2 separate regions of the Homo sapiens genome follow, and region 1 is linked to region 2. Evidence: read pairs that join two places in POLR2A ChIA-PET (ENCODE). Cell type or tissue: OCI-LY7. All regions are shown on one strand. Links, peaks and the distances in the headings refer to the core of each region. The heading gives the core; the rest is flanking DNA. Region 1 overlaps LOC124900167 (a long non-coding RNA gene). Region 2 has its middle 47 kb from the start of COQ2.

The links. Peaks named below come from ENCODE experiments on the same cell type or tissue, not always from the same donor. Only the 100,000 strongest peaks of a DNase experiment are listed, where the experiment ranks them.
Region 1: POLR2A ChIA-PET joins it to region 2 with 7 read pairs; 4 of 35 experiments call an interaction of 5 or more read pairs at or near these places.

Annotation. Positions count from the first base shown.
Region 1 is chr4:83,139,157-83,142,073 of GRCh38, forward strand. It overlaps LOC124900167 (a long non-coding RNA gene), which reads right to left. Exons shown (of 5, transcript XR_007058167.1): 5 at 303-350. Among named protein-coding and RNA genes, the nearest start is that of PLAC8, 26 kb to the left of the region's middle. RefSeq lists an enhancer at 520-814. In OCI-LY7, for the core only: no CTCF peak of the experiment used is centred there; no DNase peak of the experiment used is centred there.
Region 2 is chr4:83,236,378-83,239,294 of GRCh38, forward strand. No RefSeq gene overlaps it. Among named protein-coding and RNA genes, the nearest start is that of COQ2, 47 kb to the right of the region's middle. In OCI-LY7, for the core only: no CTCF peak of the experiment used is centred there; a DNase peak (open chromatin) is centred at 1,394.

The DNA.
Region 1 (2,917 bases), core at 291-2,790, 97 kb before region 2:
GCCTGGCAGCAGAATGACAGGGTTTAGGGGCCGTGTTCATAGACAGTGGGTGACCATGTGATTTCAGCAGAAACACCAAGCAGTGAGGTGCCTGCCTTCAAAGCCACACGGCACATAGTATGAGCTTAAGAATGAGCAAGGACATTTACAAATAAGTCGTTCAATGGCATGTCCTTGTTTTCAGAAATAAGCCTCCCTACAGCACTGTTTAGTGGAGAAAAATAAAAGCCAGCACCCAGGAACCCCATACTTCCCTTAAAGCATTTCTTCCCTCTTCTGTCCTCTCCCAGGTTCAGGACCTCCAGAATTCCTCCTCCTTTTGTAATCACCCATCAGGTTCTTCTTGCCTACTGCACAGATAAAACCAATGCACTGAGACACCACTATTGCAGTAGAGAAAGAGTCTAATTAACACATGGCTAGCCAAGCAACCAATGAGAGTTTATTACTCAAATCAGCCTCCCCAAGAGCTTAGAGGCAAGGGTTTTAATGTATAATTTGTCAGGTAGGGAGCTAGGGAATGGGTGCTGCTGACTGGTTGAGGATGGAATCATAGGGATGTGGAAAACAGTCCTCATGTGTTAAGTCTGCCTTTGGGTGGAGGCCACAGTACTAGCTGAGTCATGAGTCATGGGTCCAGGTGGGGTCAGCCAGTGATGTTATCCGTAGGAGCAATTTGGGCAGCCACAAGTCTTGTGAACTCTGGCTTCATGACTTCCGAGCAGTAAGGGATTATAGAAAAACAAGGGCTGGTTATTCTTTAACCATGCCTACGTTTTAGCAAAATTCAAGTCCCTCCCATAATTCTAATCTTGTGGCTTTTCATTAGTCTTACAAAGGTGGTCTTAGTCCCTGAGAAAGGAGGGGGCTAGTTTTAGGGAGAGACTGTTATCCTTGCTTCAAAGTTAAACTATAAACTAAATTCCTCCTGTGGTTAGCTTGGTGTATGCCAGGGAATGAGTGAGGACAGTCACCTAGTGAGACTAGAAGCAAGATGCAGTCAGCCATGCTAGACTTCTCTCGCTGTCATAATCTTTGCAAAGGCAGTTTTAGTCTTTTCCTCCTCCTCATGGCATCTCATGAAAAACATCTCCCTGCTGTACTCCTTCCCCTGCTCACCAAGCTCCCACACCACCAGCAGGGGACAGACTTCTAGATTATTAAACAGTATATTTAATATTCTAATCTGATGTAATTGCCTTTGGACAACTTCATAAAGTCCAGAAAGTTCCCAAAGATAGGAAGTGGGGGACAGAGACTGATCTTACATTTGTATGACCAAAAATGTCTCATTGTTCATCTTTTTGTTTTTATTGATTGAAACGGAACAGAGCAGATGTGTTAATCTGAGATGCTGAGGCTGATGGATCTCCAGTTTTAAATTTGAAGAACAGAAACCAATACCCTTTCCCCTAAATGATTATTCTTTTATGCTCCTTTATCCTCTGTTTTACCCCCAATCTGCTGTCTTTCAGGAGACAGTGTTTATCAGGTCTTTTCAGTCTGGCCTGTAGACTCAGGAATGGCTGCTGGAGGAGAGAGCTTATGGTTTTGTTTGTTCAGGCTGAGACACAACTGTTAATAATTGTCATCTAAAACCAAGTTAGAGGCCAGGCACGGTGGCTCACGCCTGTAATCCCAGCACTTTGGGAGGCCAACGGGAGCAGATCACTTGAGGTCAGGAATTGGAAACCAGCCTGGACAGCATGGCAAAACCCCATCTCTACTAAAAATACAAAAATGAGACTGGGCACAGTGGCTCACGCCTGTTGGGGGGCCTAGGCAGGTGGATCACGAGGTCAAGAGATGGAGACCATCTGGGCCAACATGGTGAAACCCTGTCTACTAAAAATACAAAAAATTAGCTGGGTGTGGGGGCGGGCACTTATAGTCCCAGCTACTGGGGAGGATGAGGCAGGAGAATCACTTGAACCTGGCAGGCGGAGGTTGCAGTGAGCCGAGATTGCACCACCGCACTCCAGCCTGGCGACAGAGCAAGGCTCAATTAAAAAAAAAAAAAAAAAAGATACAAAAATGAACCGGGTATGGTGACGCGTGCCTGTAATCCCAGCTACTCGGAAGACTGAGACAGAAGAATCACTTGAACCTGGGAGAGGATGTTGCAGTGAGCCGAGATTGCACCACTGCCCTCCAGCCTGGGCAACAGCGTGAGACTCCATCTCAAAAAATAAAATAAGGCCGGGCGCTGTGGCTCACGCCTGTAATCCCAGCACTTTGGGAGGCCGAGGCAGGCGGATCACGAGGTCAGGAGATCGAGACCATCCTGGCTAACACGGTGAAACCCTATCTGTACTAAAAAACACAAAAAATTAGCCGGGCGTGGTGGCGGGCGCCTGTAGTCCCAGCTACTCAGGAGGCTGAGGCAGGAGAATGGCATGAACCCGGGATGTGGAGCTTGCAGTGAGTTGAGACCGTGCCGCTGCACTCCAGCCTGGGGGACAGAGCGAGACTCCATCTCAAAAAATAAATAAATAAAATAAAATAAAATAAAATAAAACCAAGTTAGTTATCTGCTCCCGTGAACTCTAAACTTTCATTCAGATTGAAGATATGCTTTTAAAACATCAGGTGATTAGTTCAAAACAAGACAGCTTTTTTGAAAAACTGAAAACAAAATTCTTTTTTCCCAGAAAAGAAGAATCTTCTACAGGAATTCCCAATTTTCACTCAGAGAAAAAGATATAAATTTCTAGCAGTAAACAGATAGGCATTTTCTTTTCTTTTTTTTGAGATGAGTCTCACTCTGTCACCAGGCTGGAGTACAGTGGCACCATCTCAGCTCACTGCAAGCTCCGCCTCCCGGGTTCACGCTATTCTCCTGCCTCAGCCTCCTGAGTAGCTGGGACTACAGGCGCCCGCCACCACACCCCGCTAATTTTTTGTATTTTTATTAGAG
Region 2 (2,917 bases), core at 260-2,759:
ATCATTCCAAAAAATTAAAGAGGAGGGAAATCTTTCTAACTCATTCTGTAAGGCCAGCATTACCTGATGCTAAAACCAGACAAGGACACACAAAAAAAGAAAACTATGAGAGAAAAATATCTCTCAGGAACATAGATGTAAAAATCCTCATCAAAATACTAGCAAACTAAATCTAACAACCATCAAAAATATAATACACCATGATCAAGTGGGATTTATCCCAGGAATGCAAAAAATGGTTCCACATATGCAAATCAATAAATGTGATACATTAACCAAAGGAAGGACAAAAACCATATGATCATCTCAATAAACACAGAAAAAGCATTTGATAAAATTTAACATCCTTCATGATAAAACGTCTCAACAAGTTAGGCGTAAAAGAAACATACCTCAAAATAACAAAAGCCATATATGACAAACCCACAGCTAACATCATACCACCTGGGGAAAAGCTAAAAGCCTTTCCTCTAAGAACTGGAATAAGACAATGATGCTCACCTTTACTATTCTTATTCAACATAGTGCTGGAAGTCCTAGCCTGATCGATTAGGAAAGAGGAAGAAATAAGGACATAATCCAAGTTGGAAAAGAAGTGAAAGTGTCTCTCTTTACAGATGACATGATCTTATACTTAGAAAAACCTAAAGACTACCAAAAAAGTCTTACAAATGATAAGTAAATCCAGTAAAGTTGAAGGATACAAAAACCAATATACAAAAATTGGTAGTTTCTATATAACCAGGATGAACTAATTAAAAAGAAATCAAGAAAGCAATCCCGCATTTCCACCCACTTCCCCACCCAGTGCCACTCTGGCTACCCTGCACTCGCTCTGAGCTCCAGGCTTCTGCTAAGTTAGCAACACCATGGTCTCCCTTTAGCTGCTCTCATGATTACCTACCCTGGCATCATCAGCCACAATAGTTCAACATGTATAAGATTTGGGAGATTGCAGACAGGCTTGCCTGGAGTTGGAGGGAAAGATGGTAAGTAGGACGCAGGGTAACACTGATGACTTGTTCATTGGTGGAAATGCCTCTGCTGAAGGCCCTTAGGGCAAAGGTGCCTCCCAAAGTGCTGGGATTACAGGTGTGAGCTACCGTGCCCGGCCAGGTCTAAATATTTGTAACGAACTGTTAAATAAAATATGTTCTACCCTCACATCTTGACAAATACACTTTTATAATAACCTGGAAGGGCAGGTTCCTATTTAGAATTCTCAGACTTCTTGGGGTCTCCAGATTATGGAGACAGCTGGCTCCCTGGCTGCCCATCCCTGGTCTGAGGGCATTTCCTCTTTTATTTCTACCTATGCCCCATCCTACACTACAAAGGGCTTTGTGGACACATGTGTGGACACCTGATGCTGCATAGCTAAGCTCTAACCACACCCACTTCATAAAATGTGTGTCCCCTGGGCATCCTTAGCCATTAGGGTTGTGTACTCCAGCTGTGCAGTCTGCCCTTAGGAGGACTTAATCAGGAAAGAGAATGTACTAGCCCTGTAAATAGGCTCCAAGTGGTTTGGGCAGATAATTCTGCAGTCTAAGGCACCCAGACGTAGATGAATAGTATTCCATTGTATAGATCACTTTGGGTAATATGGACGTTTTAACAACTTTAATCCTTCCAGTCCATGAGCATGAGCTATCTTTCCATTTATTTGTGTCTTCTATTTTTCTAATTATTTTTTAAATAGTTTTCAGTGTACTGATTTTTGTGTGTTGATTTTGGATCCTACAACTTTACTGTATTTGTTTATCTTAACAGTTTTTTGGTGGAGTCTCTGGGGTTTTCTATATATAAGGACACGTTATTGGCAAACAGGTGTAATTTAACTTCTCCCTTTCCTATTTGGGGAATGTCTTTTATTTCTTTCTCTTGCCTAATTGCTGTAGCTAGGATTTCCAATACTATGTTGAATAGAGGTGGCAAGAATGGACATCTCTGCGTTGTTCTGATCTTAGAAGAAAGGCTTTCCATTTTCACTGTAGTGTATAATATTAGCTGTGAACAAAATCTGCATTTTTAAACACCTGTTAGATTCTTACTGGGAGATGTTGAAGGCCTCTAAAAGTAAGAGGTAGGGTAGGGCTTTGTGTTGCTGTTCCCCCCAGACTCACTAAATGTTTGCATGTTACCTTGGTATCCAGCCCTAGATGGAATTCTGCTACCGCTGTAATCATTAGCAAGCAGGCGTGCTCTTCTTACAAGCTCAGCTCAGTCCCTTAGGCACTGTATCGGATGAGATAAGGAAAAGCTGCTGTAATAATAATACAGTGGTTTAAAGCAACAGTCCAAGGTGAATGTTCCAAGGTGGCAGGTGGTCTGCTTCATGAGCCACTCAGGGGCTCAGGTTCCTTCCAACGTGATTCTGCACTACTCTCTGGGCCTTTTGTTGTCTGCATAGCAAAGTTCTAGCCAACCAAATGGCAAGAAGGGAACAAGAACTCAGAATAGGCATATTCATGTTCTTAAGGTGTAGGCCCAGAAATCTAGGTATACATTCTTCTACTCACATGCCATCAGGTGAAACTTAGCCACATGAATACAGCTATCTGTTAGGTGAGCTGGATTGGGTGGTGTAGCCAAGCACCTAAGAAGAAGAGGAGAATGGACTATTTGGTAGAAAACTGGTTGTCTCCACCATTGGCACACTGCCAAGTATCTTGCAGGAAAGAATTAATCAAGGCAGATGCAATAATATTCTAGAGCCAAGTTAAGCTCACTTACTATTCAGAATAGGTAGCAGAATCTTCAGGTCCAAATCAGAGCCTGAGCCACAAAGACCACTCTGAAAGATATAGATAGGCTGCTGGGCTCATAAATTTTATGCACTTCTATACATATAAGGACACAGATTCTTCTACAGTATTGCTAATTAATCCAAATATTTTATTTTATTTTTATTTAT